2 separate regions of the Mus musculus genome follow, and region 1 is linked to region 2. Evidence: chromatin loops called from intact Hi-C (ENCODE). Cell type or tissue: heart. All regions are shown on one strand. Each heading gives the region's core, and the rest is flanking DNA. Links, peaks and the distances in the headings are about the cores only.

The links. Hi-C counts contacts between places; a loop is a spot of excess contacts. Peaks named below come from ENCODE experiments on the same cell type or tissue, not always from the same donor. Only the 100,000 strongest peaks of a DNase experiment are listed, where the experiment ranks them.
Region 1: it touches region 2 in a loop (6-fold over the local background); 30 of 42 quality-filtered maps call a loop at or near these places.

The regions. Positions count from the first base shown.
Region 1 is chr2:48,904,424-48,920,759 of GRCm38, reverse strand. It overlaps Orc4 (origin recognition complex, subunit 4), which reads left to right. Exons shown (of 14, transcript NM_011958.4): 9 at 3,422-3,595; 10 at 8,112-8,198; 11 at 10,466-10,574; 12 at 11,246-11,341; 13 at 11,427-11,494; 14 at 15,161-16,336. The coding sequence ends at 15,349. Among named protein-coding and RNA genes, the nearest start is that of Orc4, 37 kb to the left of the region's middle. In heart, for the core only: a CTCF peak has its summit at 6,375 (motif pointing left); no DNase peak of the experiment used is centred there.
Region 2 is chr2:49,726,138-49,742,473 of GRCm38, reverse strand. It overlaps Kif5c (kinesin family member 5C), which reads right to left. Exons shown (of 26, transcript NM_008449.3): 13 at 14,515-14,583; 14 at 12,151-12,357; 15 at 9,624-9,770; 16 at 6,853-7,041; 17 at 3,274-3,391; 18 at 1,065-1,141; 19 at 426-535. Among named protein-coding and RNA genes, the nearest start is that of Gm46738, 13 kb to the left of the region's middle. In heart, for the core only: a CTCF peak has its summit at 7,866 (motif pointing right); a DNase peak (open chromatin) is centred at 7,903.

The sequences.
Region 1 (16,336 bases), core at 3,034-11,033, 820 kb after region 2:
CTAAGGAGATGATCATGTACTTTTTGAGTTTTTTAATATAGTTTATTACATTAATGGATTTTCACATATTGATCCAACCTTGCATCCCGGGAATGAAGCCTACTTTATCATGATGAATGATTGTTTTAATGTGTTCTTGGATTTGATTTGCAAGAATTTTATTGAGTTTGTTTGTATCGATATTCATAAGCAGGATTAGACTGAAGTTCTCTTTTTTGGTTGGCTCCTTGTGTGGTTTAGGTATCAGAATAATTGTTTCTTCATAGAACAAGTTAAGTAGTGTTCCTTCTGTTTCTATTTTATGGAATAGTTCGAGGAAAATTGGTATCAGGTCTCTTTTAAAGGTCTGGTAGAATTCTGCACTAAATCCATCTGGCTCTGTGCTTTTTTTGGTTGGGAGGTTTTTTTAATGACTTCTTCTATTTCCTTATGTGATATGGGCCTGTTTAGATAGTTTACCTGCTCTTGATTTAACTTTGATATGTGGCATCTCTTTAGAAAACCATCCATTTCATCTACATGTCCCTGTTTTGTTGGGTATAGATCTTAATAGTAGGATCTCATGATTTTTTTTTTAATTTCCTCCGTTTCTGTTGTTATGTCATTTTGAGTATAGACTTTAATAGTAGGATCTCATGATTTTTTTTTAATTTCCTCCATTTCTGTTGTTATGTCATTTTCATTTTTTAGTTTATTAATTTGAATTCTGCCTCTTGACACTTTAGTTAGTTTGACTAGGGGTTTATCTATCTTGTTGATTCTCTCAAAGAACCAGATTTTGGTTTTTTTGATTCTTTGTATTGTTCTCTTTGTTTCTATTTGGTTTATTTCAGGCCCTGAGTTTGACTATTTCCTACTGTCTACTGTTCTTGGTTGAGTTTGCTTCTTTTTGTTCTAGACCTCTCAGGTGTGCTGTTAAGTTGTTAGTATAAGATCTCTCCAGTTTCTTTATCAGGGCACTTAGTGCTATGAACTTTCCTCTTAGCACTGCTTTCATTTTGTCTCATAAGTTTGGGTATGGTATGTCAATATTTTCATTAAATTCCAGGAACACTTTAATTTCTTTTTCTTACCTGACCATGTTGCCATTGTGTAGAGAAATGTTCAGTTTCTACATATATGTGGGCTTTCTGTAGTTTTTGCTGTTATTAAAGACCAGCCGTAAGCCATGGTGAACTGATAGGATGCATGGTATTATTTCAATCTTCTTGTATCAGTGGAGGGTTGTTTCGTGATAAATTATATGGTCAATATTGGAGAAGGTGCCATGAGATGCTGAGAAAAAGGTTTATTCTTTTGTTTTAAGGTGAAATGTTCTATAGATATCTGTTAAATCCATTTGGTTCATACTTCTTTTAGTTTCACTGTGTCTCTGTTTAGTTTCTGTTTCAATGACCTATCCATTGGTGAGAGTGGGTTGTTGAAATCTCCCGCTATTATTGTTGGGGTTCATTGTGTGTTTTGAGCTTTAGTAAAGTTTCTTTTATGAATGTGGGTGCTCTTGCATTTGGGGCATAGATGTTCAGAATTGAGACTTTCTCTTGGTGGATTGTCCCCTCGATGAATTTGAAGTGCCCTTCTTCATCACACTTGATAACTTTTGGTTGAAAGTCTATTTTATTGGATATTAGGATGGCAACTCCATTTGCTTGGGGGACCTTTTTCCATCCTTTTATTCTGAGATTGGGCCTGTCTTTGTTATTGAGGTATTTTTCTTGTATGCAGCAAAATGCTGGATCTTGTTTGCATATCCTGTCTGTTAGCTTATGTCTCTAAAGGTGACTTGAGTCCATTAATATTCAGAGATATTAAAGAGGGACGACTGTTGTTGGTTCCTGGTATGTTTGTTTCCTTAGGTCGCTTTATGTGCTTGTGACACTCTGCTTCTGACTTTGTTGTGAGATGCTTAGTAACTTGTCCTTTCTTTGGTGTTGGAGTTTTCCTTCCAGAATCCTCTGTAAGGCTGGGTTGATAGAGAGTTTTGCTGGGTATAGTAGCCTAGGCTGGCATTTGTGTTCTCTTAGAGTCTGCATGACCTCTGACCAGCCTCTTCTGGCTTTCATAGTCTCTGTTGAGAAGTCTGGTGTAATTCTGATAGATCTACCTTTGTATGTTACTTGGCCTTTTTCCCTTGCAGCTTTTAATATTCTTTCTTTGCTCTGTGCATTTCTTGTTTTTATAATTATGTGACAAGAAGATTTTCTTATCTGATCCCATTTATTTGGTGTTCTATATGCTTCTTGTACCTTTATTGCCTTCTCTCTCTTTATGTTGGGGATGTTTTCTTCTATGATTTTGTTGAAGACATTTTCATGTCCTTTGAGCAGGGAATCTTCGTTCTCATCTATTCTGATTATTCTTAGATTTGGTCTTTTCATTGTTTCCTGAATTTCCTGAATGCTTTGGGTTAGGAGTTTTTATGTTTTGAATTTTCTTGACAGTTGTGTCCATCTCTTCTACTGTATCTTCTACACCTGAGATTCTCTCTTCTATCTCTTGTATTCTGTTGGTAATACTTATATCTGTAATTCCTGACCTCTTTCATAGGTTTTCCATTTCCAGGTTTGCCTCCATTTGTGTTTTCTTTAATGTTTCTACTTCCACTTTTAGGTCTTGTGTATCACTTCATTCAATTCCTTTACCTGTTTGCCTGTGGTTTTCTCTATTTCTTTTAGTGAGTTATTGATATACTCCTTAAAGGACTCTATTATCTTCATAAGATAGGATTTTAGGACAGATTCCTGATTTTCAGTGTGTTGGTGTATTCAGGGCTTGCTGTGGTGTGAGAACTGGGTTCTGATGATGCCCAAATATTTTGGCTTTTGTTGTTTGTGGTCTTGCATTTGCCTTTCACTATCTGGATATCCCTGGTGTTTGTTGGTCTAGGTGACTCTATGAAGTCTGCCTCTTTTGTCCCTGGGTTGCTTCAGGTCTCAGGTAGGCCTGCTGCCCTGGCTGTATCAGACCACCTGTGGAGCCTTCCAAACTGGGGGCTGCTGATCTGTTGCCCTGGCTGCAGTAGATCTCCTGGGAGGCCTTCAGTCCACTGCTCTGAGTGAAGCTGGTCCTCTAGGATAGATCAGGATAGGGAAACTTTACTGGAGCAAACCAAACTAGGGGTCTGCCCCAGAAGCAAGGACCGGGCTGAAGGGGTAGAAGGGATGGAAAGGGAGGGCAGGGGTTTGGTGGGTGATGTGTCCTGAGTCCACCAGGCTCCCAAGGGTGGGGGTTGGGGGGGGTGGGGGTTCTTACCAACTTCTCTGAGTGCAGGGGGTTCTCTAGGATGGATCAGGATATGGAGTGTGCAGGGGAGCAGACCAACTAGGGCTAGGGGTCTGCCCCAGCACCAAGGACCAGGCGGAAGGGACTAACAGCATTTTTTCAACATGCATCTTATATGAATTTCATTTTTGTTTTCAAGGATATTTTGGAACTCTTAGAAAAGAGAGTGAAGTCACGATTTTCTCACCGGCAGATACATTTAATGAATTCATTTGATTTTCCACAATATTTGAAAATATTTAAAGAACAGTTATCTCTACCTGCAGAATTCCCAGATAAGGCTTTTGCTGAGAGATGGAATGAGAATGTTCACGTAAGTTGGCAATAATCACAAAGCTGTATTTATCTTTACATGTTACTAAGGGACCGGAATTATAAACTTTTTCTTATTTAAAAGCAATAGAATATCCTGTCTCCTAAAACAATCTCTTCCAAAAAACTTCGGGTGTCAGTAGTTGAAGTTTTTAATCCATACCTGGTTTACATTTTAGATAATTTTTTAGTGAATTTGCATAGTCTAAATTTTATAAATTTTATAAATTTAGAAAGAAACTGCATTGATATTTCATATTTCTTTCTTTCTTTTGATTTTTTGAGACAGGGTTTCTCTGTGTATCCCTGGCAGTCCTGGAACTCATTCTGTAGACCAGGCTGGCCTCAAACTCCGAAATCCACCTGCCTCTGCCTCCCAAGTGCCGGGATTAAAGGCATGCACCACTATGCCCAGCTAATATTTATTTCTATATATGTTTTTATTTTATTTCCAGTTCTTATAAACAACTTTGCTTTGGTTTGTTAGCTGATAGTGACTCTCGGCATTAGTTTATTAAGACACTGTCCAGGCTGTGGTTCCGCTCTTATGTATTCCGGGCAACCAGACAGCCAGACCTTACTTGGGAAACTACATCTTGTTTTACACAGGTTCAGTGCTTAGATATAATTTCTTTTTATTTTTAACTTTGTTCTGATTCATAATTCCCCACCTATAATAATCATTGTTGTAAAAAAATGCATAGGAAAATCTATTTACGATAGGAAGAGTTTATTTTGAGATTATGTAGTTGAGTTTGAGGATATAGAGGTGGAGAAGTCATGGAGGCCAAGAGCTTTCAGCAGCTGGTCAGTAGCATCTGCAGTTAGGAGACAGTGATGGATGTTCCTATTTAGCTCTTTCTCCTTTTCACCCAGAATCTCAACCCATGTAGTGCTACCCACAGTCGAGAATGTTAGTCGAGAGTATTAGTCACTGTTATTTTGATGTGAAGAGATACCATGACCAAAGGTAACTTTTTAAAGGAAAGTAAATTACATACTTTAGAGGCTATATTAGTGCTTCAGAGGCTTATTCTATTATTACAGCAGGGAGCATGGACACAGCCATGCATAGTGCTAGAGAAGTAGCTGTGAGCTACATCCTCATCCACAAGCAGAGGCAAGGGAAAGACACTGAGCCTGTCAGGGGCTTGTGAAACCTCAAAGCCCACTCCCAGTGACACACTTCCTCCTACAAGGCCACATTTCCTAATCCTTTCAAACAGTTCTGTTTCTTGGTGATTAATGCCCCACCTCATTAAACTAATCTAGATAATCCTTTACAGGAATGTGCCACAGGCTCTCCTAATCCTGATAATTTCTCATTAACAAGTCAACAGTCAATATTATCCATCACAACCACTATATGTTTATATTAAGATGTATAATATCTTAATTTTAAGAGTAATTAGTTTGGGTCTTCCATCAGACTAATCTTTCATAGGACTCAGAAGATTGCTAACTAAACAAGTTTTCTCGTATTAAAACCGTGTCTGATGCAAGATCTCTATGGGGCATGTTCCTTGTAGTTGGCACTTCACATTGTTCTTTTTCTTACTATTGTCTGGAATTTAACATCTAGGTCCCTGGCTGCTTGCTTTACTTCTCAGTGCCTAACAGGCTTTCATTCCCTTTCTATATCCCCTGAGCTCATTAAAAACTCTGTCATGTTTTTGAGAAATTTGAATGCAGTTGTTCCTTTGCATTTAAATATCAGTTTTCCTGTTGATATTATTATTTCCATGCCTATTTTCTCTCTTTTCCTCTGGTGACTTTACAGCCAAGGCCATCATCCATCTGTTATATTGTGAGTGTCTATAACTATATATGTATTTTTTAAACCCATGGGCCCTGCATTGTGAGGTGCAACCACAAATGAAAATTAAAGCGAATAAAATAGTGACAATTATGTGGTACATAAATGGGTTTTTATTTGTTATTCCCTTAATAATTAGGTGTAATAATGACCTAGCTGCAGTTTTCCTCGTTACATCAGCTGTGATTTGCCGACAACCTGCTTTCAGTTTTCTTGTTGTTTTTCCAGAATTTATAGCCCCCAAACTTAAATGGTACATGGTAGGGGATGATCTCTTTCATTGTGGCAGTCTTGTAGCTTTACTGACCAAAGGAGAGCTATCACTATTAGGGTTTAGAGCTCTTATTTTCTTCTCTTTAGACAATCATCTTGAGTTGCTTTGCATGGATAGGTATTTTTGTAAAATATACTTAGAAAGTCTGTCAGTAACATGGCCAGAGTCCTTGTCCCTTATTGAGTGAGTTTGTGGTGAAGGTGGTTTGGGGAGCTAGCCTCTATGCCAGTGCTGACATTGTAGTGAGCTTTTTGTTGGTTTGTTTACTTGCTTGCTTAGGTTTAAGATAAACCTGTAGTTTCAACCAGCACTTTAAAAGCAATAGAAAATGAATATTTAAGTAGGAAATAAATCTGCTGAAAATGTTAAACTTCATTTCAAGAGATAAAAGCTTATTCCCTAAATTTAGATATTTTTTGGGTAAAAGAAGCAAACCATGGTGTTATAGCTCCAGTAGGGATGAAAACATTTAGTTTTCTGGGGCTTTTGACTTTTTGTCATTGTTTATGGAGGTTTAGTTCAGTTTTTATATTTGTTGGGATTTTTAATGGTCTTTTAATTTTTTTAACATGCCATACAATGTCCTTCAATTATATGGGTTGGTTTGTTTGTTGTTGTTGTTGCTTTTTTTTAAAAACAACTTATCCTGTCCTAATAGTGCTAAGTATAGACTTGGTCGTGGGGCCATCTGCTGGAGACTGCCCAGCCTGTCAGGAACAACTGACTCTACCTCTCCTAGAACCTATCAAATGTCCTAGCCCCTCAGCCAATGTTTGGGGGCTCATGAACCCCTTCCCATATTGTGCTAGAATAATGCTAACAGGCTTGATAGTGTCCAGATAGCCACAGCTACCATGAGTTAATGAATTAGCATTTCTACTCTGGTCTTCCTTGCCCTTTGGCTCTTAGAATCTTTTTTCCCTCTTCTGAGATGGTCTCAGAACTTTGGGAAAAAGTTGTAATATATAGATATTCCATTTCTGACCATATACTAATCAGTCACTTATACTCTGCACTTTGACCAGTTGTGAGTTTCTCCATTAACTACCATCTGCTATATAATCTTTTTAAAAGAGGTCTGAGCATTGTACCAGATACAAATTTAGAGGGCAGTTTGATACAGTGTCCATGTAGTAGAATAGTAGAGTAAAGCGCTCCAGCCATAGGTTTTGGGCCTAATTTACAGTTCTAGGCATGTTCCTCCTGTAGAGAGTCTTAAATCTAGTTCATATTTGCAGCCCTACTCCTCCCATGGGCATAGCTTGCCATGCTGATCATGGTTTTGTTCTGACTTGTAGCCAGCAGAGGACTTTTGAAAAATTATGCCAAGTGCCGATGCATCTTTGCTTACTTTGTTAAATTCACTCTTTTCATCTCTATTCCTTACCTTCCATTAAATCCCATTTCTCTAGAATTGTCTCTCTATCCATTGGCATTTTCTTAATGTACCTTGTAAAGTTTTAAAAATTACTTTGTATTATATCGTTGATTATCTCTTCCCTCTTGAAGCTTCTTCGCTTGTGTGATGATTAATCTTCATGTCATTGTGACTAGTTTAGATGGCCATGGAAACACATTTCTGCATGCATGTATTTCCAGAAAAAAATTAACTACAGAGAGAAGACCTATCCTAAATGTGGGTGTCACCATTCCAATGTGCTAGAGTTCCATACTGAATGGAAAGGAAAACATGAGCTAAGAACTAGCATTCATTTTTGCCTCCTTCCTGACAGTGCATATACACTGGCACATGCTGCCTTAAGCTCCTGTAATGGTACCTTCCCCTCCATGCTGGATTGTACCCTTCAAAAGTAGGACCAAAATAAACACTCCCTTAAGCTGCTTTATTGTGAGGAATGTTTAATGTATACAGCTTGTTTTCTAGATTGTTGTGGTATCTTGTACATTCTTACAGGCTTTAGTGTGTCATTTTTCACTGCTCCTTTTTCTGTCTACCACTCTATAACTTCTTGACCACAGCTTACTCTGCACAGATACTCTGCCCACCCCCATAGTTCATCATTCTCAGTTGTTGTTTCCTTTTCAATGAAGGCTTCATCAGGCAAGTCTTCTGTGAATGTCTGAATTCTCTCCACAGTTGTAATGGCCTCTAGTTGGGCTTTCTTTTTTCTTCCTTTTCAATCCCTTTGCAGATAGCTGTGCTTAAGGTATATGATGACACCGTTTTGTTGTCACTGTGACATGATCTTGTTTCAGCTCATGTTCTTATAGCTCTTCATAATTTCCCCACTATATTCTTGTAACTCCACTGTTTTCTCAAATATTAGAACTCTTATTCTCTGTTGTGATTTGTGCTACATTCTTTTCATCCATCTCACTAGTTTTGACTATATAGTTTCCCCATTATAGATTGGGAATTTGGGATCAAGCTATGTTTTCGTTGATTTTGTTGTTTTTGTTTTTTAGTGTCTCTCTGAAGATTCAACTGTGCTTGAAGTCCTACAGAAACATTTCAGTGTCAACAAAAACTTGCAGTCATTACACATGCTATTGGTTTGTACTTTTACCTAATCTATGAAAATAACTTATACATATTATGGATGATTTTTTTATGTATAAGTACATACGTATTATGCCTATTTTGCATATAAAAACTATACATATTAATGGACTATCTTATGTTTTGATACATTCATTAATAATCTGTATTAACATTTTGAAGTGCCTTCAAACAGTTTTCAATACTAGCTAGACTATTTCAGCATTCCCACCAATAGTATGTAACTCAAGAGTACTACTTATATCTTGATATAAAACTTTGAATCTTATAGATGCATTTGAGGAGAAATGTCTTATGTCCTACATTAATTATGCTGGTATTTGAAGATAATGCACAGCTTACTTGTAGAGTTCTTGTTTGGTTATTTTCATTGATACTCTGTAGTTCTCCAGCAGAGATCCAGAGCAGTACTTTAACTGTATCATTCTTAAGCATCTCACTTTCCTTTAAAGCAGTTGCTTTATGATTAGGATTTTTATTGTTACTGCATAAAAATGTGATTGGGCTTTTTTGTATGTTAATTTTATGTTCTTCATTCAGTTTTGCTGAACTCTCAGACTTGTAAAATTAGATTCTTTAGGATTTTCTGTGGACACACTCAGATTGTCTTCTAGGAAGGAGGTGTGTCTTCTTGGTCCCTTTGTAGTCTTTTCTTTTTTCTTCTTTTCCTTCCCTTTCTTTTCCTTTTCTCTTTTCTTTCCCTTTCCCCCTTTCCACCTTTCCTCCTTTCTCCTCCTTTTCCCCCTTTTCCCCCTTCTTTTCCCCTTTTTCCCTTTTTTCCCTCTTTTCCCCTCTTTTCCCCTTCCCCCTTTCCTTTCCCCTTTCCTTCTTCCCTTTCCCCTTCTTCTTTCTCCTTCTTCCCCTTCTTTCACAGCAGGTAAATGGCAAAGCTGGATCTCCATTTAGTCTGTTTTAATCAATCTAATGGCATGTCTCATAATTTTCTACCATGGTATCTTTACTGATTCTTATTCCCCACATCGGCTTTTACTAAGGAATGCTGTCTTTCTCTAAATAAACTTCCTATCTCATTAGTTTAATTCCCTTCTACCCATCAAAAGTATACTGTCATTTTTAGCAACTTGGCTATAGTGAAGTTATGGATTAAGAATCTTTATGTATCCATCCACAAATAAAGATGCATAAACAACATTTTTTTTTTTTACTGCAGTCTTTTTTTATCATTACAAAAAATAAAAAATGGCATGTGTTTATCAACAGGAAGTGAGGAAATGTGAGTAATTACAAAGGAGTATAATAGAAAATGAATGAACTAGAATTGAAATCTAAATGTGGATTAATTCTCATTTTCATTTGAAGATAAGTTCTAAAACTAGATTGCATTGGTTATAGAACGCTTAGAAATTAAATTGTGTTATCTATTAATACCTGCAGTATAGAGTTTATAGTTTATAAGAATATATTAATATAAAGATATTGACTATTTTATGTGGCAAAAGGTGCAGTACACTCAAGGCCACTGTGCACAACTCTGTAACAGGTATATTTTAAAAATATAAACGTGGAATATTATATATAATTCTGTTTTGTTTTGTTTTTTTTAATGTAAGAAATACCTTACAATAAATGGAAAAAAATAGAAAACAAAAGAGCCACAAATGGTCTGAGTTTTAACTTGTAGAAGAGTGAACTTCAGGGATTCCCAACCTCTTGTCATTAACTGTAAAGTATCTGAAGTCCCCATTTAACCTGAAGCTGTATGTTTGCTACATCTATCTATCTATATATTGCTACATAATACATCTACTACACCTACAAATTCTAAATTCTTGTATTCCAAATACAAATCGTTAATTGAGGGTAAACTTAGTACTAGAAGGTGATGTTTGCCTAAAGAGAACTAAATGAAGAGGATAATTGTCTAAGTTTATAATTGTTTTCAAAATTAGTAACTTCTAAACTGAACTTACCTTTACATGTTTGTAAAAATCTGTATAAAACATAGCTATTCTTTTAAGGTGTGTGATATTTGATTAGTATTCTTTCAGTTTTTTTCTTATTAGACTTTTTAAAAATGTTTTTTCTTTTGGAGAGTAATAAATTTGATTCCAATGCAAAGTAGTAGAGAAAACAGCATCTGAACTAAGTCATTGCTACATTTTCATGGAGCAAAGTTTAAGGTTATTTACCTAGTTTCTATCTTACAAGAATAAACTATAAGACATTAAATAAGATTGTTCTAAAATATCTCCAGAATATTCAAGTAAATAAGTACTTTTTAAAATACACCTTTCTTTAGATGCTTGCTTTAAATCGAGTAACCGTATCACACCCATTTATGACTTCAGCAGATCTGATGGAGGCACAGCATATGTGTAGCTTGGATTCTAAGGCGAATATTGTACATGGTGAGAAACTGCATTGCTAATCTTTCTTTTGATGTTTTGATTTTAAAAGTTCAGATTTAGATGTTTTCTGAGATAATGAGTGTTGAGCATGGTGCTCTGTATACAGAATGCTTTTTATATACAACTTTTAATTGATACTGTAATAAGTATATTATCACTCTTTGTGTTCTGCATCCCATACCACATGGGGAGTCCAGGTAGGACTATTGTTGATGTTCTCCTTGCTTACCCTAAGTGCTATTATATTTGTTGACACTTGCTCATTTGCATTCACTATCTCTTTTGAAATATAAGATATATTTTAGATCTGTTTTCCAGAAATTCTCTGCATAAATGCTTCCCAAAGGCCTATGATACTTGAAATTACATGATATTCACAATATTTGCTGTTTGTTGTGGTATCAAATCTTTTCTACTTATAGCACATTCCTTGAAGTTTAGAAAAAAAAATCCTTATGTTGTAGATCATCCCACCCCTAGCAAAAAGGCCTTAAAGTCTAACAAGTTAAATGACTCGTGTTTTTATAGATAATAGTTGTTGGAATACCTTTAAAAATAGAGAAATGCTGACCTCTACCCTTCAAAACCTTGCGTTATTTTCTAGATAACAGTTTGTTTAGTGGTATGAACCCTTGGCTGAAACTCAGGAGTCCATCTCCCTTTAATTCTAGGTCTGTCAGTCTTGGAAATCTGTCTTATAATAGCAATGAAACATTTAAATGACATATATGAAGAGGAGCCCTTTAATTTTCAAATGGTGTATAATGGTAAGATGAAGTGCATCATTTTCTTGTTGGTTTCTTGCCTTTTTCTTATTTGAAAGTACTAATGTTCTCATTGCTTACTCTGCAGAATTTCAGAAATTCATTCAAAGAAAGGCCCATTCTGTTTATAACTTTGAGAAACCTGTGGTCATGAAGGTATGGTTTGATTTGGTTGTATTTTTCATCAGATCCAGCGATTTTTTTTTTTTTTTTTTAACTTGCTTCAAAACTCTTTGAACCCTTGAGTATTTTATTATAGGAATTTTTTCAGCAAAATGTTATAAAATGAACTGCTTCAATAATTCTGTAGCTAGCCCGTTTTACAGTTTGTGAAGATATATTGCCCTCTGCTGTCTGTTCTTAGCACTTGCCCACTGAAAAGGAACTAACCCTCTGCAGTCCACAAGTTGGCAGTTACAAGATGTCAAGTTTATTATTTAGGGTAAGATGTCAGTTTACAACTTTAAAATGACATCCTAAAATATACTCCTTCACTACAAAGAAAATGTAAATCTCATATAATTTTACATTTTCTATAGGCATAGGAAATAAAGGTCAAAAAATTGTAACAGTATAACCCAATTGATGAAAAATATTTTCAAATTTATGATAAAAGTATTTCCTGAACTATTTTCCTTTGTGTCTTTAAAATTTGGTATATTTATAAAAAGTTACAGCAGATTCCATTTTAGTAAATGTACATTAGAAATTCATTCTTTTAAACTCATTTAATATGTAGCTAAAAAGACTGATTTATATTTTAAAATTATACCAACTATATTCATTTTTCTAAGTAATTTAGTCTAAGCACTTTAAGCTTATATTTATTTAATGGAAATTAAATTAAACAGGACACATTTCGAGGTCCTGTTTGTCCAGTGTTGTTGGCACAGTGTGGTTCTGGGGACCATATGGAAGCAAAGGCCTTTTTTTTTTTTCTTGTAAAGCAATACAAGCTTGGGCCTTGGGTATTCCTTGTACAGCACAGCTAGAACTTCATTTTCTGTAGCAGTTGTTAAAAAGTGAGCAGAGTCTTGTATTCAGGCCACAGCAGTCCTAGCATCCTGAGGGTAGATCCTTCTCATTGTTGCAGTTTTGGAAAGGGCATCTGCACGTGTCTGGGAATAATTTGTAGATGCTCTTTGTACATTTTAATGCATCTTGGAAATATGTTTTCAGTGTTGTTAAGCTACACCTGAAGAATTTAATATTTTCTCATTATTCAAGGTTTTTTCCTCCCAGTAAGAATTTTTATGATAAACAGAATATGTCCCAGTGATACTTTTCACAGGGAACTGTGAGAATGCTCAAGAATCTACTTCAGTGTGTCCCGATTCTAATATTTCATCAGAGTATAGTTTTTCCTTCTTGTCTTATTAACATTCTTAAACAATTATTAAGTGATGCATGAGTTGTAGAGTAAGAGGAACCAAACAATGAAGAGCTCCATTAAGGTGCTAAGAAGACTGGGGGTTAAACAAACATGGTCCCCTGTCCCACCCCCTGGTCTTTGCAATCTTACAAGGTCCTTTGCTTACATGATGAGCCCAGTAGGCTTTTTGTACTCTAGGGTCTTTCTTACCTCTTGTACTATAGCTGTTAACTTTTATCTTTTTAAAATTTTATTTAATTTTTTATTGAAAGTAGTTATTTTCATGCATCTATCAGTCATGGATTCCCTTCTTTCAGATTCTTCTCACCCACGAGCCCCTCTTTTTTCCTCTCTCTCTCTCTCTCTCTCACAAAAAGACAGGCAAATAGAAAAGAAAAGCAAGAATAAAACAGCAAACTAACAGCAGAAAGAGAAAGAAAGAGCATCGGTAGAAAGCATTCACACAGGCACACAAAAAGAACCCGTGAATACAAAATTGGAAGCCAGAATACATAAGCTAGAGAAGAGAACGGTACGGGAGAAAATGCTGAAACAAAGCCATATGAAACTGACCCCTACACATACACACACACACACACACTAAATCTTTTGGGTTTATTTTGTATTGGCTATCCTTAATCCTTATGGTCCATATCCTTAAGTATAGTTTGTATACCCAGAGAGATTGGAGAACTATTTTCTCCTTTGCAAACAATTGTAATTGGAGGTAGCTTCTTGGTTAGAGCAAGGGAGTCTAATTCCCCATCTCAACACTTGAGACCCCATCTGGTTTGGACAGTGGTTTTGCCTCCTTTTTCACAATTCCCCATCTCAACACTTGAGACCCCATCTGGTTTGGACAGTGGTTTTGCCTCCTTTTTCACAATTCCCCATCTCAACACTTGAGACCCCATCTGGTTTGGACAGTGGTTTTGCCTCCTTTTTCACAATTCCCCATCTCAACACTTGAGACCCCATCTGGTTTGGACAGTGGTTTTGCCTCCTTTTTCACAATTCCCCATCTCAACACTTGAGACCCCATCTGGTTTGGACAGTGGTTTTGCCTCCTTTTTCACAATTCCCCATCTCAACACTTGAGACCCCATCTGGTTTGGACAGTGGTTTTGCCTCCTTTTTCACAATTCCCCATCTCAACACTTGAGACCCCATCTGGTTTGGACAGTGGTTTTGCCTCCTTTTTCACAATTCCCCATCTCAACACTTGAGACCCCATCTGGTTTGGACAGTGGTTTTGCCTCCTTTTTCACAATTCCCCATCTCAACACTTGAGACCCCATCTGGTTTGGACAGTGGTTTTGCCTCCTTTTTCACAATTCCCCATCTCAACACTTGAGACCCCATCTGGTTTGGACAGTGGTTTTGCCTCCTTTTTCACAATTCCCCATCTCAACACTTGAGACCCCATCTGGTTTGGACAGTGGTTTTGCCTCCTTTTTCACAGAGTTTCCTTGATCCTTGAAGTGGAAGGCTCTGATGAAAAACTTCCATTTAGGACTAAGTGTTTGAAGGTCTCTCATTCTGCACATGTTCCAGTTGTCTCTATTAGTTCCCATCTGCTTTACTGATATCTAGGCAGCACACTGTTCTATTGGGATATCTAGCTGTACCATCTCATTCCAAAGTCTTATCAGATTAAGGTTTTAAGATCAAACTAATAGACAAAGGACTGGAGCTACAAAGCTCAGGTGGAATCCATGCTGAGCATAAGTAAGATTTAGGTACAGTACTAATCACCCACCATTGGAAAAGTCCAAAAGGAATCTATGATATACAGTCTGCCTAGAAACAAAACCTCATGATTAAGGTTCAGGTAAAATTAATATTTGCCTGATTTACATTGAGCATTATGGGGACATATATCAAAACATGTTCTCCAAATGTACAGTTCTTATGGGTTTGATAAACTTGTGTCTGAGGGTGGGGTAGGGCTATTCTGTTTAGTGGTGCAAGGTAAGCACTTTATCCTGCTGAGCTCAATTCCCATTCCTAAGGATGATTGTTAACTCTATTGGTGACCTTTCCATTCTATTCCTTTTTTCCTCTGTGTGTCATGAGCAAAGTTGGAGTTTATTAGGAAAGAGATTTTAGCGTCAGATCTGCCCTGGTGACACACAGTTTTAATCCCAGCACTTCAGAGGCAGAAGCAAGTGGATCTCTGAGTTGGAGGCCTGGTCTATAAAGCAAAATCCAGGACAGCCAGGACTATACAAGGAAAGCCTGTCTTCAAAACCTTAATGGATGGGCGAATGAAGAAAAGATCTGAACATAAATTCAAGTGTGAATGGTAGAGAGAGTACTTAGGAAAAAGGCAGTTCAGATGTGCTGATTTCTCCTCCCTCTTTTCCACCTGCCACTGTTTCACAGCAATAACTATCCTCTGGGTTTAACACGTGTCCCCTTACATCTAAGCTTTGTCTTTTCTCTTGCAGGCATTTGAGCACTTACAACAGTTGGAATTAATAAAACCCGTGGAAAGAACTTCAGTAAATTCTCAGAGAGAATACCAGCTAGTGAAACTACTTTTGGATAATACTCAAATTATGAATGCTCTACAGAAATACTCCAACTGCCCTACAGATGTTAGGCAGTGGGCAACATCCTCACTAAGCTGGCTGTGAAGATTTTAAGTACATTTCTGTGAAGACCTTAAAGTACTGTTCTTTATTTAATAAGATACGCTACTACATTGCTTTGTTTATAAATAGTTTATGGGAAATTTGCACTTAGTATGTTTTGAATAATGACCACGCATGGACACAGTTTCATTAATTTAAATTGCACCACACAAGTAGCAGTTCATAAGAATAAAATGTGCTTATTTTACGCATGGTCCATAAAATGATTTGATACTCTTTTAAAGTGTATGTGGTCCATTAGAAAGGTTAATTCCAACAAAGCATTTAGTTTACAGATCATAATCCTAAGCAGTCAGGAGAGAAATACGAACAGAAATTACATGAGGAATATTCCGGCTAGATTAGGCGCCTGTGGATATTGGAGTTGGGTTGATTTTCCTGAATTGGTTCCTATAGGATCCTCCAATTTTGGATCTTCTACAGATCCCCCAGTGTTCTAGTTTAGTAAACTGGCCCATTTGGGCTGAAGAACTTGTGTGGAAAGAGTCCAAACAACTCATCATTTTCTTCTCTGCATATCTCACCACAATTGTAGGATTTTTTTTTCCATGTACATTCTTTGTATATGTTCAGAAGGGATCAAAATTGCCATCTAACAGGTACCTTAAAGGATTCCTGGGCATCTACTTCCACAACTAATACGTATTCCACAGTGTTGGCTGTTGGCTTCAAAAAAAGGAATTCTCTTAACATGCTATGTTGGTCAGCGTCCACCTCCTAAGCTCATAGGCAAAACTCACAGGTTAAAATGGAATTTAATCTCAGAGATCCTTTGTTCAAGAATATTTGATTGCATATTTAGTTGTAGTAAGATTTTATAAAATACATAATCCTTTGTATGTGCAGTTTGTAAAGTATCTGCAGAATTAAATGCTCTTATTTACAGATCAGAAAACTAACACCAGTGTCAGGATCACAGTATGGGAATGACTGATGTGACCTTGAATGCAGCTTGGTTTGACTGACATT
Region 2 (16,336 bases), core at 3,921-11,920:
AGGTGGCTACAGGTGCATAATCTGTTGGGCTGAAGAGGCAACAAAGCCAAACAGCTTCTCTGGAGTGTTTGTTAATTCCTGGAGGAGGAATAGTCTTGTGGTTTTTTTGTTTGGGCTTTTTTTTTTTTTCTTCATACATTCATTTAGTCTTTCCAGCTCCTGGGTGTGTATCTTCCAAGCTGAGTCACCCCTGAACTGGCTGGATTGATATGAAGGGGCAGCTGGCTTTGCATGCCACCTGCTGTACCAGAGCATTGGGGGCGGGGGTGGGGCTGGGCTCCAGATGGGAGAACAGACCTCAGAGGCAGCACACAGAGTCCAAGCACAGAGACGAGGGGCCCTGGCCAAAAGCCATGTCCTTTAAGTCTGCCACCCAAGGCTTGCCCGTGCCCGCCCGTATCCCATGAGCCCCCCAGCCAACTCACTCCCGGATCTCATCAATGATTCTCTGCTTCTCCTCAATCTCATCGCGAAGTCTGGACAGCTGCTTTTGGTGCGCTTCCCGGTGGCTCTCCATCTGCTGCTCCAGAGCTTTCTGCAAGCCAGGCCAGGAGAAATGTGGCGTCAAGTAGTCGGCGCTCTGCCCCCTCAGTGACAAGCCCTGGATCCCTATCTATCTCCCTCAGATGTTAAACCCCAAAATTAAGGGCGATTCTGGCTCGTGTGCCCAAGCCCCCGGCCTTGCTTCATTTGTACAGCAAAACCCGTGAATCTGTCACAAAACTGAGTGGGCCCCAGAGGCAAACCAGCCCAACGATGCACAGAAAGTCTGCCTTTGCCCTTCTACCCCCTCTCATCTGAGACCCGTGGTTTTCCCAGTCAGGCCAGTCAGATCACAGCTTTCTTGCTACCTGGGTGACTCCAGACAAGTCACTTAACCCCTTCAGGAGCAGGGAGCACAAAGACATTAGTGCAGCGTAGGTGTATGCAGAGACACTTCTGGCTTCCTGCAGTCCCATCAGCATCTTGTCACTACATCGGGCCCAGCCATGGGTCCTCTTCTCCCTGTCTGACTGACATGCACAGGTCTGGGGACAGATCATTCCAGATGTGCACACACTCACCTTCACCTCCTCAGCATCCTGCAGCCTCGTCAGGTGCTCCTTTTCCTTATCTTGGAAACTGACTTCGTGCATTTTTTCTGTTTCAAACAGTAAAAAGTGACTGGAGTTTTAACTTGCAGGGCTCGTACCCTGAAGCAAAAATTCAGCAAAACAAAACCATAACAGCACAGTGCAAATGCTGGCATGGAGTAGGGGGAGCCTGGCAAACACCCAACATCTCGGGCTGACCTCTCCTTTGGCCTGTGTTAGTACTTGGGACGCAGAGTGGATTGCATCCCTAGGGAAAGGAAGGGGTTGCCTGGAAGCAGGCAGACCCAGAATCGCTTCCCACCTGGCCTCTGGGAGCCAGCCCTGAGGGTGCAGATTATAAAGCCCCTGTGAGCTTGAGGTGACATCTGGATTCGTGTCACCGGGAAGATTCCACAAGGAGTTAATTTACCTCCCAGGAGTAGCTGTTGATTTTCTAAGAATCTGGAGCAGGGAAACAAGCTAAAGATGAAAACTAGGGAAACAAACTCTAACACTTTCTGGATTCACCAGGGGGCCCCAGGTGGGCAGGGCTGTGACCAGCACTCCTGTCTCTGTGCCCTCATGGGGTTCCCTGAGCATGTGTGCAAGGGCAGTGAGCTGTGTGGGGTGGGGAGCAAATGTCGTTTGGGCATTGACATCCGACTCATCATTCCTCTAGTCTATTTTACTTTATTTCAGGCCTTTTCTGTTTATATTTCTATTCAGTGTCCCCACTGCAGCAAATATATGCAAGACAGGAAAATGCTTTTTCTTTGTCCAGTATTGGGAGGCGTGCTTTACTCCAAAGTCCATTCCTTACCACAAAATAAAATGTTACAAAGCTATGGCAGGGCCCTTTCTTCTTAATTTGCCTTTAGACCTGATGCAGCATGTATTTATCCAGTAAATAGCTTTAAATGAAAATAAAAGGAATGAAATAATAACATCATCCATCCTACTACTCATCAGAGTGATTTTATTTTAAATATTAATTTCTAAGAATACAAGGATCCATTTATCTTTAGTAACTGCAATAAAGATTGTATCCCTAACACTGTGTCATAACCATGGCCACACACACATACACACACGCACACACACACACACACACACACACACACACACGTGCTGTCTCAGACATGAAGACTAATAACCTATTAAAGTCTACTGAACTTTTAGATATTTTAGATGGTTTTCTTTTCTCCTCTTCTCTGCATTCTTGTTTATGCTTTTCTGATCTAAAGCTTTGTGATGAGGGACTGGGAAAATGGCTTAGTATTTAAGAGCACTTGACGTTCTTCCAGAGGACAGAGTTTAGGTCTCAACATCCATATCAGGTAGCTCACAAATGCCAATAATTCCACCTACAGGGCACTGAACACCCTCTTCTGGCTCCCTCAGGCACCTACACACACATCATCATCATCATCGTCGTCGTCATCATCTTTAAAAATATAAAATCAAACTCTGCAATAAATGCTTAAAATTTGAGGCTCAAATGGCCTGAAGAACTGTTACAATTATCACATTGTTCTATAAAGAACTGATCTTCATTTCAGCCTTCAATCTGTGTGACTGCTCTCATTCTACACACTGCAATGTTCTTAAACCCTGACCTCGTTTCTGCACTTCTGATGGCCACTCAATATTTGCTTATGTTTACTCGGATTTATTAAGTGTTTCCTGTGTATCAGGTACCACACAGCTAAGAGAAGAACTTGTTCAAAAGCCTAGCACTTAGTCCAAGAACGGAATCCCGAGGAAGGGCACGACCCATAGGGTTTGCCATAAGACAGAATTTGCATTTCACAATCACCCCTGGGACACAGTAGAGTGACCAGTCCAGAGAAGATGGCAGTGAGACTCCTCAATAATACTGATTTAGCCACAATCACTAACTAGGTTGTTCCAAGGCAATCAGAACAGATAAGCAGCACCAGAGATATATCTGACAAGCCCAGGGACAAGCTTTGCAGAGCAAGAGGCCAATGGGGTTAGGAGAGGATGCTGGCCCAGTCAGCTGAGTGGACAGAGGAAAGCTGGGAGGCAGCAGACACAGGGTGGGGTAACATGTGTTTCTTTCAGTTATGCTACAGTTCCCAGAAACACTGTAGCTGAACAAAACTAAACATCAGACCTCAGCCAGCTCCAGACTGGCTCAGGCCAAGTATCTGACACCGGCAAAGGAGTCAGTATTTACCCTGGGCCCGGAGCTTGGCCAGTTCCTCGCTGAGGGAGTCCTGGGACTCTTCCAGCTGCCGCCTCTTCTGTTCCATGTTCTGCATGTAGTCTGTCAGAGACTTGATCTTGGCTTCGTGCTTTGAAGAAGAAGGCAGAGCAGAAGCAAAGGTGAGGACCTAGCATCTGACTATCTCGGCTCGCCTGCAGCTGTCCAACTGGAAAAGACACGTTAGAGACCTCCCCGAGGAATGGCACAACATTTCGTCCTTTGCCTGGGACTCAGAACTGAGGACCAAGGGAGCTCTCTGTCTCTCCCATGTACTCTGCAGCTCGCTGCCAGATGCTGCCAAATGCTGTGTGGCCATGTCCTGTGCTCTCCCACTTGTCCCACGTGGAGACCAAAGCCTGCCCTGGTTTCCTTCCTTGTGGTAAAAGCTACCGAGCTAATGGTGTAGCTCACTAGTAGAGCACCTGCCCAGTGTAAGCAATGGCCTGGATTCAAAGGGAGCACCAGGGGGAGGAGGAGGAGGAGGAGGAAGAGGAGGAGGGGGAGGAGGAATACCCAGGACTGAAGGCCTCTCTCTATGGACACGTACCTATAGATTCAAACAGCACATCTGCTCTTCATCTGTCCCTCAGAGACAGTTCAACTCTGGTCATTAGAGACTCTGCACTTTAAGGTTTCCTCTCTGCCTGTACCCTCCCTCCACACACGCACATGATGCCCTGGGTGACTCCTTACTAGGTTCTGTCATTTTCTCACAGCCCCTGGCTTCTGTTTAACATCACTGGTTTTTTGCTCATGACAGTATAGAGTAGATAATTAATAAACACCAGTGGAATGAGTCAATAAATGGGTGGGAGCTCAGGGGCTGAACAGGCATCATGTGACTTCTAGACAGATGGAATACACAGACTGCTCCCTCTAGATCTGGGGACTCAGGTTCCGGGCAGGACGACCCAGTCGAATGAATCCCAGTGATCTAACTACTCCTCGGCAACCCAGTTGGAAGAGCTTTGGAAGGGATACGATATGAACAAAGAAGGGAGAGAATTTCAATGAGGAATACTCTTAGTTTTCATAAACCACACCAGAAAAGAGGCAAGGTTTCTGACAGAAGCAAAGGCTTTCTGTATTGTGGCAGAGTGGGGAGTGCACCGGCTGCTAACTTAGGAAGGCTTTCCCGACTGACTTTCGAAGCGTCCTAGCTCTCATACAGCAGTCAGTATCACCCCAAGGCCGGGGACCCCACACTTGAGAGTGAGTGCTGCTCCCCCTCTCCCTGGCTGCACTGGCTCCAGTGAGCAGCATCCACAGCCTGCGTCCTTGTCTAGGGAGTACTTTGAGCACTGCAGACTGAGTCATGCCCTTGTCTACGGACTCTGCAGGCTGTACCGTCTCCTCCTCGCTCACCCACACGGGGCACAGCTAACCTGAGTAGTCATGGCAGGGTACGGTGTGCAGGCAGGATTTGGGCATGGAGCTGCTCTGTCCAGCTGGACAGAGAAAGGGCTGGGCTCTGCCTGTGGCTGACTTCAGCCCCCAACTGTTGGGAGTAGGAACAGCCAACAAGCTCATGCCATAGTCTCAGAGGTGACCTAGAGACTAGAGTTGGGCTGTACTTTCCTCTCAGTTTTTATAAATTATAAACATGTCTTGCTGCAAATTAAAAAAAAGGTTCTTGTTGCTAATGACAATATAGTTATAAAAAAACATACCATCTTACAAATTAAGAGGCATGTGTGTGTGTGTGTGTGTGTGTGTGTGTGTAAACTCTGTTTTTGTTACTTATAATTACACTTTCCAAATGCCCAAGTTTTATGGATTTTTGTCAGTGTTATGTAATATTGTTCCACATAACTTCATCATTTGTCTATTAACAGGTATTTGGGTAATGTATTTTACAATAATGTCAAATAATAGTGCATCCATAGTTTCCATATAAGCTTTTAATATTTTAATCAGAAAATTATAATGCCATATGACATTTAAAAATGTCATCTCCATTACCAATGAAAAATAGTATATATAAAATTACTGGACCAAACGATACTTCCGGGTTAGGGAAATGTACAAAGAGTAGCCTTCTGCACAAACATAATGGCCTATATCTGAATCTCCAGAAGGCATATAAAAACTGACAGTGGTGGCATTTGCCTACAGCCCCAGTACTGAGGATGGACAAAGACAGGTGGGTCCCAGAGGATTGTTGGCCAGTCTAGCCAAAACACAAGCACTAGACTCATCATCATGAGCATATATAGTAGACAAGAAAAGCAGCAGAAGAAAGTACCCAAAGCCAGCCTTTGGTCTCCACATGTGCACATACATGTGAGCACACCTGTATTGAGCTCACACATACAGAACACCAAGTATGTATTTTTTTTCTGGTTTTATATTTTACCAGTGTTTTCAAAAGGATTGCTAAATTATATCTCATCATGTTTATCAACATTCTACCACATACCAGCACTAAAGTGCCCTTTAAATAATATTTCACTTCATATAAAAACAACCCATAGAATCCATTTTAGACAAGAAAGTTGGAGCTCTTTCTGTTACTGCATCATACGTTTAAAGCCATAGCACAATCTGATGCCCTGCTGCTTGGCACTGTTAGACATGCCAGTCCACACTGGTACCCATTTCCCCAAACGACTCAGCTATGAGGTGGTGAACAGCACACACTGGTACCGTCTTGGAAATCTCAAACCCAAATGTAAGCTTACATGTCCGTGCAGCCCAGAACTGTCCCATGGTCCTCTGAGCTACCTTCCTGAGATGGAAACGCCATTCCAATGGGGAAAGAGCTGGCTTGCTAGCTCATCAAGGACACATGCCCTGAGCTTGAGAAACCCAGACTTCACCGTCGTGTATTTTGCAAAGTATTTAATCACAATCATACCTTTATTTGAAAAATAAATAAATAAAATCTCCCTACAAAACTTTTTAAAGATCATGCAAGAAAATGCACATGACATGTTTATGTTGTGTGTACATGTGAAAAACAGTGCAACAGCACCTGCCACCACCACCCACAGTAGTTTCTACCCATACATCTTATACTGCTCCCATGGTAGGGATTTACAGATGTAGGAATCTTCCCGCGCTAATAGGAGACTTAAAGATACATCATATATGCTCAACTACAAAGCCATCCATGAGTGGGCAGAGAAATCGAGACACTTTGAAGACAGAGAAGCCTTGAGGGGTTTGTGTAATTTACACAACAAAATCTAGGTTTAAGGATAAACCCAGAGACCAGGCTTGGCAATTCACACCAATCACCCATATTCGAGTACGGGGTGAGGGGTGGGGCTGAGAAAAGAGGTCAAGACTAATCTTGGACTACAAGCAGCATCAGACCGTCCCACTACGTCCCACTTTAGGAGGAGGATGAGTTCAAGGATAATCCCAGCTACAAAGTGGAATCTTTGTTTCAGAAACACAAGAGGACTGTGGGCTATCTTAAGGCCCACTCATATAAGGCCGAGTGCACTGGCTCTCCCTAGTACGCACTATTAACCCTGAGAAGGGCACCGGATCAGGGGCAGACCTCAATGGATGCTCGTGAACAGGGTCCAATGGATAGCCTACCTGTGAGATAAGCAACTGGCACGCTGCCAGCTCGCGCTCACTGGCGTTCATCTTCCTGTTAGAGTCCATCTGGGCACTCTCCAGCTGCTTGCTGCGGTTCACGAGAGACTTGACCTCCGACTTCATCTTGCTAATGTACAGGCGTGCCATGGTGAACTCCTCCTCAATGACCCCGTTCACATCTGCCAGCTGAGCACAGAAGGACACATCAGAAGTCTGTGAACCCTAACCATGGGTCCCTGAGACAGCCCTAGCTTTGGGGCAAACATTGTAGCCACAGGGGAAGCCAAAAACATACATGTCGAAGTCACCATCAAGTCCTCAGAGATTGCACACAAGAAAGTTCCCACCAAAACCCACATCAAACGTGCTCCTCTGTTAACCATACACTTCCTTATAACCGATTTGAGGATAGAAAGGATGATACGAGAAGAAAAACTATTGAAGAATTTATGAAGGAGAACCCTCCTCAGAAGCCCCACCCTGCATGTCTACAACGGTGACCCAATGTCCCTAGTGGGGGCCCTTCATAATCTCGCCTGTAGAGAAGAAGTTCCACCCAGCACTTCAATTCTCTTCTCCACACTTTCCGTAGTGGTGAGGAGCCTGATGTCTACATGCAATGGCTGAACTATAAAAGACTTTCACCACACTCTTCAAACAGAACCTCTAATGCCAGAGAATGCACCAATCGCCCAGTGCCTCCTCATGTGAAAATTTCCATGCTTAGCCATCTGCTGCTACCAATCTTTTCCTTTGCCTTTTTGGAGCTGCCCTTCCAAGTAGACAGTAACCTACTCTGATAAGATATCTAAGAACAAGCCTAAGTTAACACTGACAAGAGATGGTTCTGACAGAATTCCTGAATGAGGTATATCTGGTTTCTAACTTTCAGAACTCCACTAGAAAACAAAAATGGAGACAAGGTATTGGGTTAGACCCATCTGCTAAGATGCATGGTATACAAGCTGAACCATGCAGAAAAGTAGCTTTGTGTGCACTATGTTTAACCACCAGAGGGCAGCCTTGCACCTTAGGAAGACTATGTCCCAGCAGAATCTAGCCCAGGAACGCCAGCAATTTCTGATGTTCGGTGTCCTCCCATCAGCCCCCTCTCTGCCCCTCCCACCTCCTCAAATGTTATCATTGCTGTCATTAAATCACATATTTTTCTGTGTAAACATTTGAGAACTGAGATAAAATGATATTGGGTATGAGCCCTAAATATTGGTAGCAAACATGAAGTATACAGTTTTGCGTTCCTGTATTGTGATTTATTAACCATATAAGAATTCAATACCACCTAACAATGACTGCAGCACAATACTAAGTGACCAGCAGGAAAAGCTACAATTATCAGCTGTGACTCCCCATCATGGAGGCCCTTGCTAAACGTGAGTTGGGTTGGTGACTGAGATTTGCCTCCCGATACTGCTCCCCGTTCTATCCCTCCCATAATGCAACAGCACAGATACACTGGCAGCCTTTGCCATTGGTCCAGCATGGAAGGAGGCTCTCTGAGACTACCGTGATCTGTAAGTGAGAGTCATCAATGAAATTAGCTAAGGGCATCTAGTGTCTGGAACCTAAAAATAATCCCAAAGCATGCAATTAGGTATTTAAAAATCCTCTCATCATACTTAGGATTTCCGGCAGGAAGGACCTTTAATGGCAAAGCACAGACACGCTTTGAGTTCACTAATGTGTTCCTCAGCTCAGTGTAAGATCTTAGCATAAAAATATCTTTTCTTATTGTTATCAGCAGGAGGTGCCAACGTCCCACAAATCCACTCCATGAGGTCCTGCGAGCCTTTAATCAGCCCCATGTCAGAACTACACTGCTCAACAGCAACATGTGGCTCTAAACATTAACCGTCAAGCACAGACCAGCCTAGCCGTGACTTAAAAGCTTAACCTGGCAGGGCCTGAAACCGCTGCCTTGCAGCTGCCCTAAGGCTACATAAGATTGGGAATTTCTGGTATATAGTCCCCTCTCCTGGATAAAAGTGGTTAGTGATACAGCACACTGGATGTAAATGAATAAAGACTTGACAGTTGGTGCTACAGCAGTGATCTTGCTACGAGGCAAAAGCGTAAAGATATGAAAATGAAAGTAGCTAAGGATGGGCAGAGAGGAAACACAACAGTCGGGTCCTGTGGATTGTGGAGCCACTGCAATGAAACCAAATTGGGTTCTCTAACTTTAATAAGCCACGAGTCATCTTGTTAAAACACAGAGTCCGCTTCAGTATGTCTGAGGTCAGCCTGGGGTCTAAATTGCTAATTAGCCCCAGGTGATGCAGATGACCCTGAGTAACAAGGCCTAGCCTCCTCCTGTTACACATAATTAAGTGTGGTTTACTCTTTCAGCCCCTGCTAGCTGCCTATGACTTTCAGCTGGAAGCTTTCTCAATTCGTACTGCTTGGCTGGAGAATTCTCACTGCATTGGGCTGGGGGGGTGGGGAAGGGTGGGGACTGAGACCTGGCCTGCAGCTTCTCCCAGCTGAGCCCCAGTGTGAGAGCATTGCAGGTAAGGCTAAAGAAAAAAAAAAACAAGCCACACAAAACCAACCAAGACTGGAAGATGCCCCCCAGATCTGAAAGGCAAACTGTTCCTCTCCATCCCCTCCCCCAGCCCCTGCTTCATGCGCCAGCTCTCCTTTTTCAGCATGCGCCAGGTGCAGAGTACAGCCCTGAGCCTCAGGTGCTGCAGAGCTTGACTCGGATCACACCAGTCAGGGTAGGAACAGAGAACACAAGTCTGGCTTACAGTCTTCACATCGTTGGTGCCAATAATTCCGCCTATCTCCCCCAGGTCCTTGAGAAGCAGGTTCAGGATCTCTGTGGCCCTCTTTTTCTGGTGGTTACTAAGCTCTTGCAGCTGACTCAGCTCTCGCTGGGTGGTTGTCAGTGTCGTCTGGAAAACAAAGTCAGCCACAGGTTACCAAGGTGGCCCATGAATTTCCACCTGTGACCTCCAGAGCTCAACAGCCCATGCCAGACCCAGCTCTTTAATCACTCCTCTGATCTCAGTGGAAAAGCACTCTGAAGGCTGACTGCTGCGTAGCACTTGGTTCTGATACAGAAACTTAATTCAGAGATGTTACCTTGTAAAACCAGCTATGTATTATTACTAGATATGTATTATTATTATTATTATTGGTTATATCGACGCTAGCAAAGTGAGTTACTGTAAATGAATTCAGGGCCCAGAGCAGGGCTCACTGGGTCAAGGTAAGAACTGACTCCAGCAAACTGTCCTCTGACCTCCACCCAGGTACCATGGTACGTGAACATAAAAATAAGTAAATTGTAGTAAGGCCTTTTAAATAAATAAGAGGTTGGAGAGAGAGCTCCGTCTGTAAGGTGCTTGGGGCACAAGCATAAGGACCTAGGTTTGAATCCTGGAAGCTCTATCTGGGTCTGGTGGTGCGCCATTGTTATCCCAGGACTGGAAGGATTCCTCTGGCCATTGGACAACAATCTACCATACTCAGTGAGTTCCAAAACAATGAGACTGTCTCAAAATAAAAAGACAGAGCACACTTTAAAGAAGGATGCTGAGGGCTGACTTGGTCTCTACCTGTACACACTGGCGCAAAAAGAGGCCCTACGTTTATAGGATTTAACTACATTTTCTAACTTACCAAAGGTTGTTTCTTCCCCCTTGTTCTATTTCAGGTTCCCCAGCTCCATGCTCAAACAAAAATCTCCTCCCTGGGTCCCATCCAAATACCCTGAGTAATGGGGTCTGGAATCAATAGCCCAGACAAACACTAATGAGGATAGGTAACAACTTAGAACATCTTCTAGTCCTCAGGGAAGCCAAATTAAATACTATAATTCTTCAGAATTACTCAGGTTCCATAGCAGAGCTTCTTCATAGCAGCAAAAGCTCGATTTTCTCACCAAACTTCATCAAATTAACCTCTTTTCTATCCCCCCACCCCGATTGTTAGCAGGAGAAGCAATGCCTTCTTCAGGCGCAGCACTGGAATCGTAGCTCTTCTAGCATCTTGGTACCAACAGCCTGTGCTGCAGAAGGAAGTCCTCTCCTCCCCGGGCCTTGCAAGTTAATTCAAAGGCATTTTCAGTGAGTCGCTACCACTTACTAAAAATAGTATATTAAAGCAGTCTGATAATAGTTGTTCTGACACAAAACGAGAAGCGTACTATAGAAAATCTTGCCTTGCTTTCAGATGTACAACACAGAAGGGACACGCTGTAGGAACCCAGGGGGACACTGAGTAGAGGCAGAGTGGCAGTCCTCTCTCAGTGAGTCTGCAGGGACTTACAGTCCATCAGCACTGCCAACTATTTGTTTCACCTTATTTAATACCACAGACATAGCAGCCCTGTCCCATGGAAACCATTAGGAAGGCCTTTCTTCCCCGATGCAGTAGGATGTGGGGAGTAAATAGTACTTCCTGTCCGCTCCACTGCCAGCAGCCAGTGCTTTCCTCCCCACCCTGCTCTGAGTGCCCGGGACTGATGTTTCTATTAAGGTAGTATGGCACAGTCCAGGACACCAGGTCCTTCAGGCAGAGCCACCAAGGACACCAGGCTACAGCAACTCAATTTCTCTGTGAGCCATCTCCAGGCAGCAAAGGGCATGGCATCCGCCACATCACCAAATGCTCACCGGCCACAGCAGACTACCTGTCACTAGCCCACCAAGTAAAACCCACAACAGCTGTCTCTCAGGGAGGAACCAGAAATACAGCGATCCCTCGGCTGGAAGCCAGTGAACAGGGCCAGCTTACCTCTGTCCTTCCGACTAGGACAAGAGGGTGGGAAGTCGGGGAACACTGTCATTCAGCAGGATGTAAACTGTGGACTGCTGAACTCCTGGGCATCCCCTGCCTCTGCTCTTTAGTAACAACGCTTTCGGTGCTATTCAGTGACCACACACAGAGGTCCTTGCTAAGTGCTTTACGTAAAGTGTCACTAACACAGGTGCCATGAAGAAGCACATTATTGTCGTTTTTGAGAAATAAAGCAATGAATACTCAGGACGGTTTAAAAATCTCGCCTGAGGCCAAAAGAGCCATAAAGTCAAACTTCTCACTAAGCTTTTCCTGGATCTAGCATCTGCATTTAACCCTTTCCAGAAAGCATTCTTGCTGATGTCATCAGCTTCCTGGGTGTAAAGCAGCTGTGCTGGGTAGTCTGTGGTGAAGGGACTGGAGGAGAGGCCTCAGGGAGCACACCAAGTCTTACACAGATAAGCACTCAGCCAACTGCCTTCCCATTTGTTAACAGAGAAGCCCCGCCCCCTTTAACACCATTGCTCCAACCGTTTTCTGGGCCAGCTCATCAGTCAGTTGCTCGTTGGCCCTGGTCTTGTCCTCCACTTCTTGTGACTTCTGGTCGTAATTGACAGCCAGCTCCTCCAGGGCCTGGAGGACTTCTTTCACTTCGTCTTTAGCTGCCTCATTTTCGATCTGGAGGCGTGTCAGCTCCTCCTGGATCTTCTCATAGTCCCTTCTCGTGGAAGCCAGGAGCTGGGGCAAGGAGAAGGCCAGGTGAGTGCACTAATTATATGTCAACGACCTGCGCTCTCCCTGCACAAAGCAATTTTAAAACCAGATCCGGGAGAACAAGTTGGGAGCAGTCAGATTGTGGAGAACTCTCACCGTGTGTTACAGATGCTAAACACATTTTCAAGTGTTATTTCAAAAATCTTTTCTCTTTTTTACCTTTTAAGAATTTTATGCTCTAAGTCAGACTGAGACACACACACACACACACACACACACACACACACGTACACCAGGGCACTACAGCTGGTTGGCTTTTTCATGTTAAACAAAAGATGGGAGAACTGCTTTTAATGAGTGGCAGTACACTGGCAGAGCCGCTGGAAACAGTGCCACAATTTCATATTGTATTTAAGTTCATTTCAAAATCACCCAAACAGTACTTGAAATGAAGTTACTTTCCTTTACTGTTTATCAGAACTGTATAGAAGAATATACCCTAAAATCTATACACATGGTAAAATGAGGTCCTGGGTTTGTGGATGTTTCATGTAGCTGTTACCATTGTTATTGTCTGATTTCCTTAATGGACATTTATCAGTTTGCAAGGAAAAAATATTAAAGTCTGAATGGTAACAAAAGGAATTGATCCAAGGCAGCTGAACCACTCTTGGAGATGCAGAGTACATGTGGAAGCGGACAACAGGGAACATAAGTGGCCACAACCACAGCTAAGGTAGGAATCTATTAAACAGGGTTCACATGACTCCAAAGACACAGCCTGCCTCCCTGCAGAACCACACTCATTACACTGGAAAGATGATGGGAAGCAGAAAGGAAGGAAATGGTTACAGAGCTCCCTGGGTGTGGGGGCTGAGACTGGGACATCGATCTCTGCCACCTGCCGGCACTGTATAAGCCAACCAAAGGCACTTTAGCAACGAAGCATCTTAAAGCACAAAAGAGAAAAATACTTAGGTGATCTCAGCAAGAGAATGCTGTCTCTGGTAGATCGGCTGGCTGTGCTTGGCTTGGGTTCCTGTTTGTAAAATCCACTGCAGAACGGTGCAAAAAAGACATTTGTGGTAGAAATGAATGCCGGCGGGGGGCGGGGGGGTGCTGAAACCAGGTGGCCTCCTTTTTAGTGTACCAAATACAGAGTAGCAGCACTACGGCCCCAGCTGCCTTTCCTCTTTGATGGTCTACTTTTGATTTTGTTTGTGTATCCCCTGTAGGGCAGAACAGGAGGACACAGTCTATGCTAAAACACACACCAGCCTTTTGCAACTGCCAGGTTACGGAACCAGCCTAGGTGCCCATCAACAGACGACTAGGTAGAGAAAGTATGACAGACGTAGACGGGATGGATGGATGACAGGCAAATCAGCAAGTAGGTAAATATATGATGGGTAGGTAGATGACAGACAGACGATTAATAGATATATAAATACACACAATGAAGTTTTACTTAGTAGTAAAGAAATAGGAGATCATGTCATTTGTAGGAAAGGATCTAAGACATCATCATGATAAGCAAAATAAGCCAGACTCAGGAAGACAAATGCCACGTACTTTCTGTTCTACATGGACTCTTGAGGGCTTGGGAAAGGAAACAGAGAAGCAGGAGAGGCCGGTGAGATAGGAGAGGCTAACGGGGTGAATATGATTAATTATACTCAGATGCCAAAAACCATTCTGTCTATGAGGCAGTTCGTAGAGGTGAAGTAGCCTAAAATAACGGGATGCTGCTGCAGAGACTGAGCAAGCACCACCCTCCCCGGGACAGAGGTGTCTGCCCGCCCCCCAAAGACTAAGTGCGGCACAGAGCAACCCTGAGGCTCAGAGTACTACAGAGTCAGGAGCTTGCTGGCTACACATTGCCACAACCAACCTTTAGCAGACCCTGAGAGAAGGGCGACCAAGAAATCTCCATGCGCTTTAAGGTTTTAAAAAAAGGCTATTTGGGGTGGGTGGCGAGTGGGTGGGGGAGAATGTGGGGGACTTTTGGGATAGTATTGGAAATGTAAATGAAGTAAATACCCAATTAAAAAAAAGAAAAAAAAAAGAAAAAAAAGGCTATTTGCAAACTGTATTTCTAGGACTAATATTATCAACGAAAAGTGATTGAGAGAGAGAAAAAAAAAAACCCCTCTGTAAAAAAGAATTCATTGTGTCTGTTACCTCATCCTGATCCAACATCTGTTGCTTCAGCTTTTCAGCCAGCTGGCTCTGCTGGTTAATTTCATCATCCTGAAATGAAACATCATGTTTAATTTTTAGTTAGTTGTGTCGGTTTTGACATCCTGGTTCCCCTTCCAGAATCAGACACCAAGAGGCCAGTCCCGAGTTCACTCATTAGATGGGGAAAGTGCAGCAGGGGCCATTCCAGGAGCTTGGTAATCTGCCGTGTAGAGTTCTTTCTAGGAAAGGTAACATCTGCCTGGAGAACCCAAATCCTGCCCATCCAGAAACCAGGGGTCTCATACTTCGGGACTGAAAGGGACTACAGAGACATCCTTCCCCAAATAAAGATGTAAACTGGCAAGCCCATCTGTGACCAGGAATGTTGCCAAGTGACGGGAAGAAAGGGCTACTACACCATGCCCATTTACTTAGAGTAAAAAAACTCGAGCTTCCGTGGAGTTTTCTCCAATAGACGGCCCTCTTGACTGCAACCAATAGTCTTGCCAATTGAAAAGCAAAACAAGCAAAGTCCTGCAGCCGGCTGGGTGAGCACACAGGAAAACGACAGCTCTCTTCACTGCCACTAGGTGTTGCTATTGAGAAAGCAAGAGTGCTCTGCCTGCCTCTCTCCCCCACCAGCAAGCCACCTCCAGTGAAGGACAGGCAGGCAGCAGGCTTGAGGCGGAACCACTAGGGAAGAATGTGGCCTTTCCTGCTCTGTTTTCATGATTTCAAAGGAAATTTTAAGCACATTCTGTGAAAAAAAAAATGACAATGTGGCTCCAGGCTCACATCTCCTTTCATTATAAAAGTCCTATTGGAATGCCCGTCTCGGCTGGCACCCCCAAGCAGTCAAATAACAGCTCAGTGTATTACATTGTCTTTGTGACAGGTTTTTTCCTCAAACACAAGTTTTTTTCCTCAAACACAGGTTTGTGCCAGTGTTTTCCTCATTGAAGGACCCTTCTCCTGCACTTTGGATCCGCTTCAGAGGTGAGGTGAGGCAGGTGAATGGCGGAGCCTGGTCACAGAACCTGTTTGCCACAGACATCTGCACCATGTATGGTGGAGTCTACGCCATCACCGGCACGGGATTAAGCGGATGGTGTAGCTGGTACCCTCCAGAGCACCAGCACTCTCACGTGTGCAGGGAAGGCTCTGCACACCCTCGTCCTGTGTCTCTGGTCTTTCCTATATACTCGATCTCACTAGTATGCTCAGGAAGCTCGTGTGCACTGAACTTTATACACCGATGTTTCTTCCATGGTGAATAGAATATTGATTATTTCCCTCCTTGCCAAATCCTTCTGGCAAAAAGAATCAGAGAAATTACAGCATAGCAAAACTGCCAAGAACTGGCGCTTGCACAGCTAACTCACTGTTTTCTAGGCCATGCTTTCCTTCAGCTTCATACATTTAGCATGTCAGTTACAAGGACCAATTTTATATTTCTGCTCCTCAGCACAAGAAGAGTAAAGAGCTTAAAATAAAAGACCCAAAAAGTTCAACCTCATCACTTCCCCGAGGCAACGAAGCAAAACAACCCAAAATCCACAACTGCCCCCAAGGGACGGACAAAAATAAGAAGGGACAGGGTGATGTGGCTTGAGCTTGCACACGGCACTCTTGGCAAAGCCTGAAGATGTAGCCTTCCTCCCCGACAGGTGACAAGCTAAGATGTGATGGGAAACCATCCAGAGAGTTAAAACAGAGCTCTCCGAGAAGGCAAATCAGTGCTTAGAGACAAGCCTTCGAGTAGGCTTGCCCCTTATGAGGGCAACCTTCTAAGGAATTAGTGTTGTCTATCTGATTTCACTGT